Regions from separate parts of the Homo sapiens genome. Here region 1 is linked to region 2. A link is an interaction called in ENCODE POLR2A ChIA-PET data of the cell type or tissue named here. Cell type or tissue: HepG2. All regions are shown on one strand. Each heading gives the region's core, and the rest is flanking DNA. Links, peaks and the distances in the headings are about the cores only.

Region 1 (7,050 bases), core at 1,620-5,619, 200 kb before region 2:
TTTTAAAATAGATGACAACATAATAAATGGGAAGTTTCCAACACCTCCTCACTTTTTAAAAAAAACTTTTCCCAAAAGAAATACATGCTCCTGGTAGAAACCTTTGAAAATTCAGATCATCAAAAAATAAAGAAAATAAAAATTGACTGTAATCCCATCACAGGAATAACCACTGTCAACATTTTTAATTCTACCTTTCCAATACACACACTAGTTTCATTTTTTATTTATTTTTTGGACAGAATATTGCTCTGTCACCCAGGCTGGAGTAGTGCAGTGGCACGGTCCTAGCTCACTGCAGCCTTCAACTCCTGGGCTCAAGTGACCCTCCTACTTCAGCCTCCTGAGTAGCTGAGACTAGAAGCACATGCCACCACTCTGGGCTAATTTTTTATTTTTTATAGAGATGGTGTGTGTGTGGGGGGTCTCACTATGTTGGCCAGGCTGGTGTCAAACTCCTGGCCGCAAGGATCCTCTCTGCATGTTAGTTTTCTACTTCAATTCACATACTGTAGTTTTTGCAAAAACAGGACCATGCTGTAATACTTGTAATTACAAGTATTGTCATTTTGCTTCTTCTACATGGTAGTTCATGGACATCAAATTTTTTTTACATGATCACTTTAATAGTCATGAGACTGGGCGTGGTGGGTCATGCCTATAATCCCAGCACTTTGGGAGGCCCAGGTGGGTGGATCATGAGGTCAGGAGTTCGCGACCAGCCTGGCCAACCGTGAAACCCTGTCTCTACTAAAAATACAAAAAATTAGCCCGGCGTGGTGGCACGCGCCTGTAAGCCTAGCTACTTGGGAGGCTGAGGCAGGAGAATTGCTTGAACCTGGGAGGCGGAGGTTGCAGTGAGCCAAGATCGTGTCATTGCACTCCAGCCTGGGCGACAGTGCGAGACTCTGTCTCAAAAAAAAAAAAAAAAAAAAAAAGGTTATATAGGTTTCTAGTTCTAAATGACCCACAATTTAACCAACCCTATATTGTTGAACCTTTGGGTTGTTTCCAAATTCTGTGCTATTGTAGAAATGCTGCAGGGACCTCTGTACACATCTAAGTTGACTTTTTCAGAAATGGGCCAAAGGGTGTGCACATTTTTAAGGCTTTCGAAATGTAGTCGTGCAGTTAGTACGCTGTCAAACAGGACAATGTGCAGTCCCTGTTATCACACAGGAGGGTAGTATTGGTTCAACCAGTTTCTAGCTGCGTAATCTTGAGAAAACTACTTACTGTCTCTACACTTCGATTTCCTCAAGTGTAAAACTGGAATGATAGTAGCTATTGGATAAGATTGCTGTGAGGGTTAAATGAAAAAAATGTGGAAAGTGATGCCGGGCCCAGCACATGGTGAGCTCTCAATGAATGCTGGTTGTGTCTGACTTAAAGATTATCTTCTTTTCAGGGGAAGATAGGCTTGGAGACTGACGTTCGATTTCCTGGAAAAGTTGGGAGCAGGTGGAGATGGTAAATGAGGCTGGGTGCAGTGGCTCATGCTGGTAATTCTAGTACTTTGGGAGACCGAGGCTGGTGGATCGCTTGAGTTTAGCAGTTCAAGACCAGCCTAGGCAACATGGTGAAACCCCATCTTTACAGAAAATACAAAAAAAATTAGCTCAGCATGGTGGCATGCACCTGTAGTCCCAGCTACTTGGGAGGATCAACTAAGCCTGGGAGTTTGAGGCTGCAGTGAGCCACAATCATGCCACTGTACTCCAACCTGGGGGCAACAGAGTGAAACCTTGCCTTAAAAAAAAAAAAAAAGGGTGAATGAGGAAGATGCTGGGGAGGGCAAGCGAGAAGAGGATAAGCAATAGAGGAGCTGATGGTGACGAGGTAAAGAAAGGATTAGTAGCGGGGAGAGCAGGGGAGGATAGGAAGAGAATGGGAACTGGAAGGACAGAGGTGAGATGTCCACATGGGCCATTTGGTGCAGGGCCCCCGGGAGGCAGAACCATGCAGTAGTCACTTTGGGAACTGGGGGGCTACCTCAATCAGGTCTGGGTGAGCCTGTGTCCTCTGGTCCCTGGCCCCATCGAGCTGCCCCTTCCTGCCCTCCTCTGTCTCAGCCTCATCTTGCATCACTCCATGCCTGTCTTCTCTCAGTTCCTTGAGTAAGCATGTTCCTCTCTGTTGCGTGACCTTTGTACATTCTGTCCCCTCCCCCGCCACCCCCCGCACAGGAACTCTACTCTTTCCTGGCTAACTCCCACACATCCTTCAGATCTCTAGCTTAAAGCTCACTTCCTGGTCAGGCCTGGTGGCTCATGCCTGTAATCCCAGCACTTTGGAGGCCGAGACAGGAGGGTCATTTGAGCTCAGGAGTTCAAGACCAGCCTGGGCAACACAGTGAGACCTCATCTCTACAAAAGATAAACAAAATTATCCAGGCGTGGTGGTGCATACCTGTGGTCCCAGCTAGCTGGGAGGCTGAGGTGGGAGGATCGCTTGAGGCTTGGAGGTGGAGGCTGCAATGAGTCATGATGGCACCACTTTACTCCAGCCTGGATGACAAAGTGACACCTCAACTCTGAAAACAAAACAAAACAAAAAGATGACTTCTTCTGAGGATTTCTCTGAACATTCCATATAAAGCAGCCCCTCATCCCCACTCCCTTTCCCTTTACTCTGTCATGGCCCTCTCTCTGAACCTGCAGAGCAAGGACAAGGTTTGTAGTTATGTGTGATTATGGGATTACACACACTTGGTGTCCCCACTAGGCTGAAAGCTCCATGAGGGCAGGAACAGGGTCTGATTTTTGCTCACAATTGTATCCCTGATGCCCAGCACACAGTAAGCAATCAATAAGCATTTATTGAAATGGAAAAAGCCTATGCCTTTTTTTTTTTTTTTTGAGACGGAGTCTTGCTTTGTCCCCCAGGCTGGAGTGCAGTGGTGCCATCTCGGCTCACTGCAACCTCCACTTCCCTGGTTCAAGTGATTCTCCTGCCTCAGCCTCCTGAGTAGCTGGTATTACAAGTGCGTGCTACCACATCTGGCTAATTTTTGTATTTTTCGTAGAGATGGGGTTTCACCATGTTGCCCAGGCTGGTCTCGAACTTCTGACCACAAGTGATCTGCCTGTCTCGGCCTCCCAAAGTGCTGAGATTACAGTCGTGAACCACTGCGCCCGGCCAAGCCTATGCATTTATGACCAATGAAATGCTTTTACACCCTCTCCTGTGGCTCCAATTCCATCTTGATTGATGTTGGTTGCTTGGTCGAAGGAACAGGACATTTGGGGGCTTCAAGGGAGGCCTTAGCCAGCTCCTTTCCTACCCTCTTTTCCTTTGAGGAAGAAGCTTCCCTTTCTATGACTAGACACTTTCAACCAGTACTTCTCAAATTTTAATGTGTCTATAAATTACCCCGGGGATCTTCTTTTTTTTATTTTTATTTTTTATTTTGAGACCAAGTCTCACTCTGTCGCCCAGGCTGGAGTGCAGTGGCGTGATCTCGGCTCACTGCCACCTCCGCCTCCCGGGTTCAAGCCATTCTCCTGCCTCAGCCTCCCAAGTATCTGGGAGTACAGGCACTCACCAGCACGTCCGGCTAATTTTTGTGTTTTTAGTAGAGACGAGGTTTCACCATGTTGGCCAGGCTGTGTGTCGAACTCCTGACCAGCAGGAATTCCTGATCCACCCGCCTTGGCCTCCCAAAGTGCTGGGATTACAGACCTGAGCCTCTGTGCCTGTCCTTCGACCGGGGATCTTCTTAACGTGCAAATTCTGAGGCAGATCTGGGGTAGGATCGAGATTCTGCGTCTCTAACAATCTCCCAGGTGAAGTCCATAATGCTAATTCCAGGACCAAGGCTTTCACATTTCGGCATCTGTGATCTACAGGCCACTGGGATTTCCACGCTTTAGGTTGAGTCGCTGCGCCCCCTCTTGACCACTAAAGGATATGACAATCTTCGACCGAGGGGATAAAGACACCGTGCATGAATTGTAAAACACATCACACTCTTGGGGAATAGGATCTTCTCTAAAAGCAAATGGGCATACGGATTCCGATAGCATTAGTACATTTATTCTTCATTTTAATTTAATTTTATTTTTTGTAGAGACAGGGTTTTGCCATGTTGCCCAGACTGGTCTCGAATTCCTGAGCTCAGGCCACCCACTCGCCTCTGCCTCCCAAAGTGCTGGGATTACAGGCATGAGCCACCGCGCCCGGCCTGCAGAGTGTATTCTTAAGAATAAATTGGGGTGGGTGTCGTGGCTTACGCCTATAATCCCAACACTTTGGGAGTCCGAGGCGGGCGGATCACGAGGTCAGGAGTTCAAGACCAGCCTGGCCAACATGGTGAAACCCTGTCTCTACTAAAAATACAAAAATTAACCGGGTGTAGTGGCGGGTGCCTGTAATTCCAGCTACTCGAGAGGCTGAGGCAGGAGAACCACTTGAACTTGGGAGTCGGAGGTTGCAGTGAGCCGAGATGGTGCCATTGCACTCCAGCCTGGGTGACGAAGCAACACTGTCTCAAAAAAGAAGAAGAAAAAAAAAAGAATAAATTTTCTGATCGGGCCTGGTGGCTGCGACTATAAGTGTGTGCCACCATGCCTGCCTAATTTTTGTATTTTTTTGTACAGACATGGTTTCGTACAAAACCTTGTCTCCAGCTCCTGGGCTAAACACTCTGCCTTCCTCGGCTTCCCAAAGTGCTGGGATTACAGGTGTGAGCCACTGTGACCAGGCCTCCTTTTTTTTTTTTCTTCCTATTTTTTATATATGGTGGTAAAATACACACAACATTTGCCATCTTAACCATTTTTAAGTGTCCAGGTCAGTGGTATTAAATACATTCACAATGTCGTGCAGCTGTCACCACCATCCCACCATCTGTCTGTCTCTAGAACTCTGTCTCCTAAAACTGAAACCCTGTACCCATTAAACAGTAATTTCTTATTCTTCCCTCTCCCCAGCCCCTGGCATCCACCATTTTACTTTCTGTTGCTATGATTTTAAGGGACTTTATATAAGTGGAATCATACAGTGGGTATCCTTTTCTGACTGGCTTGTATCACGTAGTATAATGGCCTCAAGCTTCATTCAGGCTGCAGTATGTGTTGGAATGTCTTTCCTTTTTAAGGCTGAATAATATTCCATTATACATATACACCACGTTTTGCTTATCCATTCATCATTGATGGACATTTGGGTTGCTTCTACATTTTAGCTATTATGAATAATGCTGCTATGAACATGGGTGTACAAATATCTCTTTGAGATCAGCTTTCAGTTTTTGGGGGTATATACGCAGGGTAGAATTTTGGGGTCATATGGTAATTTTATTTTTAATTTTAAAAGAAACCCCCACACTGTTTTCCACAGCAGCTGTGCCATTTTACATTCTCACCAACAGTGCATAGAGTTCCAATTTCTCTACATCCTTGACAAAGTTTGTAATTTTTTCTCTCTCTCTGTGTGTGTGTGTGTGTGTGTGTGTGTGTGTGTGTGTATTTTTTTTAGAGAGTCTTGCTCTGTTGCCCAGGCTGGAGTGCAGTGGTATGCTCATGGCTCACTGTAGCCTTGATCTCCTGGGCTCAAGCGATGCTCCCACTTCAGCCTCCCGAGTAGCTGGGACTATAGGCATGGACCACCACACCTGGCTAATTTTAATGTAATGTAATTTAATTTTTTTTTTTGTAGAGATGGGGTCTCACTATGTTGCTTTGGCTGGTCTCAAACTCCTGGGCTCAAGCAATCCTCTTGCCTCAGCCTTGCAAAGTGTTGGGATTACAGGCATGAGCTACTGCACCTAGCCTGTGTGTGTGAGTGTGGTGTTTTCGTTTTTTGTTTTTGAGACGGAGTTTTGCTCTCGTTGCCCAGGCTAGAGTGCAATGGCGTGATCTCAGCTCACTGCAACCTCTGCCTCCTGGGTTCAAGCAATTCTCCTGCCTCAGCCTCCTGAGTAGCTGGGATTGCAGGCATACACCACCACGCCCAGCTAATCTTGTATTTTTAGTAGAGATGGGGTTTCTCCATGTTGGTCAGGCTGGTCTCGAACTCCCAACCTCAGGTGATCCACCCACCTTGGCCTCCCAAAGTGCTGGGATTACAGGCGTGAGCCACTGTGCATGGTCTTGTGTGTTTTTTTTTAATAGTAGCCATCCTAATGGGTGTGAGGTGGTATCTCACTGTAGTTTTGATTTCCATTTCCCTAATGTCTAGTGATGTCGAACATCTTTTGTGCTTATTTATTAGCCATTTATATATCTTCTTTGGAGAAATGTCTATTCAAGTCCTTTGGCCATTTTTGAACTGGGTTGTTTGCTTTTTTGTTGTTGAGTTTTAGGAGTTCTTTATATATTCTGGATATTAATCCTTTATCAGCTATATGATTTGCAAATGTTTTATCTCATCTTGTGGGTTGCTTTTTCACTCTGTTGCTAGTGTCTTTTCTTGCACAAAATTTAAAAATTTTCATGAAGTCTAATTTGTCTATTTTTTCTTTTATTGCTTATGCAATAAAAGTGTCATATCCAGAAAAATCATTGCCAAATCTAATGTTGTGAAGCTTATCTCCTGTGTTTCCTTCGGTGAGTTTTACAGCTTTAGGCCTTACATTTGGGTCTTTGATGCATTTTGAGTTAATCTTTGCATATGGTGTTAGGCAAGTGTCCAACTTCATTTACACGTGGATATCCAGTTTTCCCAGCACCATTTGTTGAAAAGACTGTCCTTTCCCCATTGAATGGTCTTGGCACTTTTGTCAAAAATCACTTGATAATAGTCAAGTTAATTAATAATTATATTGATTAACAATTAATATAATTATAAAATTATATTTTATGACTACATTGGTATAAAGAAAAATATATTAATATTATATATTAAAACTTTTTTTCAGGCTGGGCATGGTGGCTCACGCCTATAATCCCAACACTTTGGGATGCCAAGGCGGGTGGATCACCTAAGGTCAGGAGTTTGAGACCAGACTGGCCAACATGGTGAAACCCTGTCTCTACTAAAAATACAAAAAATTAGCCGGGCGTGGTGGCGGGCGCCTATAATCCCAGCTCCTCAGAAGGCTGAGGCATG
Region 2 (7,050 bases), core at 2,048-6,047:
GTCAGGAGTTTGAGACCAGCCTGGCTGACATGGTGAAACCCTATCTCTACTAAAAATACAAAAATTGGCCAGGCATGGTGGTGCGCATCTGTAATCCCAGCTACTCAGGAGGCTGAGGCAGAAGAATCGCTTGAACCTGGGAGACAGAGGCCGTAGTGAGCTGTGATCATGCCACTGCACTCCAGCCTGGGTGACAGAGCAAGACTTCGTCTCAAAAAAAAAAAAATTAAAATTAAAAACAAAACTGTAGAGTATTATCTAAGCCTGGTCATCTTATGCTTTCCGGGCAACACTTTCGGATCAGGAATAAGATGTGAGAGTCCAGATTGAATCAGTTTATCTGTTGGAAGGAGATAAAAGGAGAAAGTTTTTCCAAGCAGCTCCTAAGGGGGAGATTTTTTTGTTGTTGTTGCTATTGTTCTTAACTACTATAAAAATGGTTCATGTGTGTGGTAATAAAATTTCAAACAGTTACAAAAGGATAAAGAAAACATAAGTTTTCCACATCTCCCGGCCTACCCCTAGACTGACTCTTTAGACGTAAACATTTAAAATCAGATCTAGGTTTTGTCCTCCTGTGGTTATAGGCAGAATTCTAAAATATGTTTATACTTCTCTCTCTTAGTTTATCTACTTTAAAGATTGTTTGAAAACTCCTTTATACTTTGAATATTGAGGAATTTAACTCAGTTATATTTCACCGCATGTTCTCCCTCCCAATTTTTATTTTTATATTAAGTCTATCGGAATCTTTATAACTTTAAATAATATACTTACATCTCAATTTCTTGGCCCGTCACCTTTTACAGTATGTCTAACTTACAAAGTGTAAGTTCAGGAAAATACACAAGGCAGACTTCCTTCTGCCTTGTAATGGACACTGTGGTGTGGCGTGCTGCCCAGATCCCTTTCAGGACCAAGGCCTTGATTCCCCAACTTTGGGGAGTGCTGGCAGCTAAGAGGTCTCAGCTGAGTCCCTCTCCAAGAATTGCTTTTGGCTGAAGGGAGTTACCTGGAGATTATGTGAGAGATTATGCCACCTCCCAGAGGGCAGCCCATATCCAGTGACTGGTCAGTATGGGTTATGTGTTATAATGGTGTAGCCAGCCTATTGGCCTCAATGGAGCAACTTTGAAGAGCCATCTGCCTCCTCCCAAACTTCTTGCAGCATTGACTGGGGCCTTGTATCTACTCACTCCTCCCCTGCCTGGTCTTGGCTCCCTCAACTCTCACAGGTGATGTTTCTGAGAACACTCTCCAACAACCTCCCTATACCCAAGTCTTAGAGTCTCAGAGTCTGTTCTCTGGGGAACTTATAAATACCTTCTCTGTATCTCCTATTTCTATTTCTGATTATGGTCAGCTAATAAACAATTACTTTTAATTTTTTTTACTGTGAAATATTTCAAACATACAAACAAGAAAATATAATAATAAAATTAAAACCGGAAGAAACACCACTATAAATAACATTGTCATTTTTTATTCTACCATGACTTTATTATATTACTTTACTATAACTTAGTCTTCCATGCTTTATTCAAAGATTGTTCCTAAGAATTGAAAACAGAAGACAGTAATTACAATAATTTTATTGTGTATTCTTTAGTGACAATCTAAATAGTGAGGTTTGACCTGCAGACAAGCAAATGTAATCCTATGCTATTCAAACTGAGCCGCCTAAAGGGAACTGTTGCAAGATCAAATGTCAAATGGATTTTTTTTATTGTTACAATCTACCAATTGCATAAAATTGTATTACATTTTGGTTTGCTTCTTTTTCAAATTACAACTTTCTATATAGATTTTTACTGGAGTCACCTTTGTTTCATCTTGGTGACAAAATAACATAAACTTTTCCTACTATGATCATGTAGCATTTTATCACCCATTTTTAAAAATTTTTGGGGAAAAAAGCAAATCAATCAAAAAGTTGCTATACTAGAACAGTGAGCCTCCATTCTGTAATAGGTTCACCAGTTTTAAACACAAACACACACACACACACACACACACACACACACACACACTCTTACATATTTCTTTGTAAGCCATTAGAAAATAACTTGTAGAGAACATGACCTATCAGTCTTAAGTACTTCAGTGTACATCTCCTAAAGACAAGGACATAACCACAATGTCATTATCACACCTAAGGAATTTAACAATAATTTAATAATATCATCTAAGATACTATCTATATATAACTTGTAGATAACATGACACATCACTCTTAAATACTTCAGTGCGCATCTGAAATTAATTCGTTCTGGCCAGGCGCAGTGGCTCACACCCGTAATCCCAGCACTTTGGGAGGCTGAGGCGGGTGGGTCACTTGAGGTCAGGAATTCAAGACCAGCCTGGCCAACATGGTGAAACCCTGTCTCTAATAAATATATAAAAATTAGCCGGGCCTGGTGGCAGGCACCTATAATCCCAGCCATTTTGGAGGCTGAGGCAGAAGAATCGCTTGAACCGGGAGGCGGAGGTTGCAGTGAGTCGAGATCTCACCACTACACTCCAGCCTGGGTGATAGAGCGAGACTCTGGCTCAGTAAATAAATAAATAAATAAAAATAAAATTGATTAGTTCTGCTTCTAATAGAACTAATTGGCCACATTCAAGGGCTCAATACCCACATGTAGCTAGTGGCTATCATGTTGGATGGTGCAACTTGAGGCAGTACCCTGATGCCCACCTTCATTTCTGCTCCGTTTTCTACTCCAGTCTTGGCACTTGCACGTTACTAGTTTTAGCCAAGGCTCTTTCCACCATGGTTTCTCTCTCACGATGGTTCTTTCATTTTCTCTTACCCAGAAATTATTCAGGCTGTCTCCTGACCTGCTCACATTTCTCCCTCCCATTATTAAGCTTTGTTATGAATCTGTTTCTCTCTGCATGTCTTCTCTGTCATCTCAATGGCACGTGAAGCACACGAGCTTAGTAGTCTGTCTTGGATTAGAGATGTGAGGGGGTTTTAAGAGTAATCTTTAGATAATAATGGAATTAGAAAGCCCACTGGTGCATCTATTTTCTCAGGCCTTAACTTTTTTTTTTTTTTTTCAGACAGAGTCTCTATTGTGCAGTGGCAGGATCTCAGCACACTGCAACTTCTGCCTCCCAGGCTTGAGTGATCCTCCCACTTCAGCCTCCAGAGTAGCTGGGACTACTGGTGCACACCACCACTCCCAGCTAACTTTTTTTTCTTTTCTTTTCTTTTCTTTTCTTTTCTTTTCTTGTGTTTTCTTTTCTTTCTTTTTGGAGAGATAGGGTTTTGCCATATTGCCCAGGCTGGTCTCAAACTCCTGAGCTCAAGCAATCCACCCGCCTTTGCCTCCCAAAGTGCTGGGATTACAGGCATGAGCCACCATGCCCAGCCAGTCCTTAACTTCTTAATCCTACCATGTATCTACGTGGATCCAAAAAAGCTATCCCTACCAGTAGAATGAGAGAGGAATAATAATCTTGTATCCTTCCAGATATATCCTTGAGGATAGTAGTGTGCATAGAGAGGCTGTTATATGCTTTATCCTGCCTACTTCCAGGGTGGCAATAAAAACAAAATGCCCCGTAAATCAGTACCACAAGATTCGTTTAGAAATACATTGCTCAGATATATTTCATTTACATGAATTCTATGTTCAAAAGGATGGCGGCTCACAGGGAAATCTCATCCTTTCATTCCTGAGTGGCAGTTAGTAAGGCTCCATGGAACTGGCCCTTTATGTTGTCATTAAGATTCCCAAGGATGTTTATGTCTACCATGGGGAGACTAGATTAAAGGAACGTTGGAAAGGCCACAAAGGGGAGAATGGGCAATGTAGGAACATGTATGTCCAAACATGGAAACCATATGGAGTTAAGACAAATCATGTTCTATTTGCTGAGGAACCAGGTTGATTAAAGACTTTCTTATGACATGAATTGGAAAATTTGACATATGTACACATGAGGCTGATGGAGAAAAAGATGCTTAATCTTGCAAAAGTCTATCAATTTTATTGAGCTATATAAACCCCAATCTGTCCATACTACTGCCATTCCCCTCTAACAGCCACATTCTTAAAATTGCTTGGAGATATTCTAAAATCTGGTCTCCGGTAGGTATATAACAATTTATGGTCATTTCTATTATTACATTATATATGTCTTGGTCCACTTTGTGCTGTTATAACAGAATACCTGATACTGGCTAGTTAATAATGAACAGAAATTTACTAGTATATAGTTCTGGAGGCTGGGAAGTCCAAGATCAAGGTGCTGGCATCTTGCCATAACTTTCTTCCTGTGCCATCACATAGCAGAAGGTGAAAGGGCAAAAGTACAAGAGAGCAAACTTATGCTCTCAAACCCTTTTTATGATAACATTAATCTATTTGTGAGGGCAGAGCCCTCATGACCTAAACACCTCCCATTAGGCCCCACTTACTGGCCCCAGTACTGTTGGATTGGGAATTAAGTTTCCAAAACATGAATTCTGGGGGACGCATTCAAACCATAGAAACTTGTTTGCTAGAGAAAACATGTACATTGTTTGTGTCATTGTTACCATTTTGATGCATAATCTGCCAATTAAATACATAGGTGTTTTCTTAATAAGAATACGAACATGCTAAATACATTGCTTTTTAACTTGCCTTTAAATTTATTTATATTATTATTTAGTTATTATATATTGTATATCAATATATTTATAATAATTTAATATATCGTGAACATCATTGTACATTATTATTTTATCATTCTTTTGCAACATCATTTTTAGTGGCTGTATAGTTTTCTATTGTACTACTGTCTTTCTCTCTCTCTAGTCAGTCTCCTTTCATGTGCTAAACTGGATTTTTACTGATCGACTAAAGAAGGCACATTTCAGCCAGGCACAGTGGCTCATGCCTGTAATCCCAGCACTTTGGGAGGCTAAGATGGGTGGATCTCTCGAGTCCATGAGTTCGAGACCAGCCTGGGCAACGTGGTGAAACCCCATCTCTACAAAAAGTTTTTTAAAAAATTAGCCAGGTGTGGTGATGTGCTCCTGCAGTTCCAGCTACTCGGGAGGCTGAGGTAGGAGGAACACGCAGAGCTGAGTTGTGATCACACCACTGCACTCCAGCCTGGGCAACAGAGCAAGACCTTGTCTCAAAAAATAAAAATAAAATAAAATAATACACGTTTCCAACATTTTTTTAGTCTTCTAGAAATACATCGGAATCTCTAGTCTGCTGATGCCCCTTATTTCCCTGATCAGTTTTATCCTGAGTCAAGTCCTTACTGCAGTTTTTTGCTGTCCTTTCAATGAGAATTGGAAAAGAGCGGGATATTTGGTGGTTCTCTCAGCCAGTCAACAATTCAATGTCAGGAGGCTTGCCTCTTTATATAGCAGCCTTTTTGTGTAATTATCTAATATTTTATTTCATATTGCTTTTTTCTTAAAATAGTAAAAACTAGAAAAGTGAAAGTGCTAACATTAATGATATGAAATGTAGATCTTTCAATCTCCTAGCAACTGAGACAAAAAAATGGAATTGATTGCATATGCTGAGAGCAGTAAGTCTTTACTCATTGGATGTAAGTCAGTTTTCTGGGTATTCCATTGTGAAAGGGAAAAGATAAAAATACATAAAGAATAGGATTGAAGTGCTAGGAACATATCAAAGATGTGCCTAAAAACCCAAAATTTATTCAATAATTGAATAAACAAATAAATTATGGTACATTCATTCACTGGAATATCAACAGGAATCGGAAAGAATAAACTACGACTGTACTCAGTAGAAAAAAGGTACAGAGAAAACCAACAGAGCAAAGATAATCAATAAAATCAAAAGATGGTTCTTTTACACAGTCAATTAAATCCATAAATAGAAAAATCTATAGAGACAGAAAGTAGATTAGTGGTTGCCTAGGGCTTGAGCGAATGGATAGATGAGATTTTGGGGGGGGGATGGCTAAGGGGTGCAGGGTTTATTTTTGGAGCAATGAAAACGTTTTAAAATTGATTGTTGTGATGAATGCGTAACTCTATGAATACACTCAAGGCCATTATATTGTACACTTTAAATGGGTGAATTATACAGTATATGAATTATACTTTTATTTTTAAAATAATTTAAAAATGAAGGCAAAATTAAGGCATTCCCAGATAAACAAAAGCTGAGAGAAATCATTACTAGATCTGCCTTGTAAGAGACACTAAAGAGAGTCCTTCAGGCTGAAATGAAAGGACACTAGACAGTAACTTGAATCCACAAGAAGAAATGAGGAGCGCCAGTAAAGTTAACTACATGGGTAAATATACAAGAAAATGTAAATGTATATTTTGTTTATAACAATTTTTATTTCCAATCTGACTTAAAAGATAACTGCAAAAAGTAATAACTATAAATATGTGTTGATGGACATATAGTAAATAAAGAAGTAATTTTATGATAATATTAGCACAAGTGAAGAGGAGGAAAATGGAGTTATAAAGAAGTAAAGTTTTGTAATTATTAAAATTAATAATCTACAAACTTAAAATTAAAGTTTGTATTCACCTGAACTATATTATTCTAAGCTGTTAATTGTAATCCCCAGGGCAACCATTAAAAAAAAACAACTCAAAAAATGTGATAAAAGAAATGGCAAGTTAGTTAAAATAGTACACTAGAAAATATCCATGAGACACAAAAGCAGGCAGTAATGGAGGAATAGAGGCACAAAAAAGACATAAGACATGTAGAAAACAACTGGCAAAATGGCTGATATAAATCTTACCCTATCAGTAATTACATTAAATATAAATAGGTTAAATACTCCAATCAAAAAACAGAGACTGGCAGAATGGATAAAAAAAAATCCAACCAAATGCTGTTTATAAGAAACATATTTTAGATTCAAAGACATAAATAGGTTGTATGTAAAAGGATGGAAAAAAACATAAACGATGAATACAGTATTTAAAAGAAAGCTGAAGTAGCTATGTTAATATCAGACAAAAATCAACAAATGTTACTACAGCAAAGAAGGACACTTGACAATAATAAAAGGGTCAATCCATTAAGAAAACTTAAC

Evidence for each region. ChIA-PET counts read pairs that join two places held together with the same protein. Peaks named below come from ENCODE experiments on the same cell type or tissue, not always from the same donor. Only the 100,000 strongest peaks of a DNase experiment are listed, where the experiment ranks them.
Region 1: POLR2A ChIA-PET joins it to region 2 with 5 read pairs; 8 of 35 experiments call an interaction of 5 or more read pairs at or near these places.

The regions. Positions count from the first base shown.
Region 1 is chr14:75,299,811-75,306,860 of GRCh38, forward strand. No RefSeq gene overlaps it. Among named protein-coding and RNA genes, the nearest start is that of LINC01220, 8.9 kb to the left of the region's middle. RefSeq lists an enhancer at 4,409-4,578. In HepG2, for the core only: a CTCF peak has its summit at 3,876 (motif pointing left); a DNase peak (open chromatin) is centred at 3,861.
Region 2 is chr14:75,500,336-75,507,385 of GRCh38, forward strand. No RefSeq gene overlaps it. Among named protein-coding and RNA genes, the nearest start is that of BATF, 19 kb to the right of the region's middle. In HepG2, for the core only: no CTCF peak of the experiment used is centred there; a DNase peak (open chromatin) is centred at 4,296.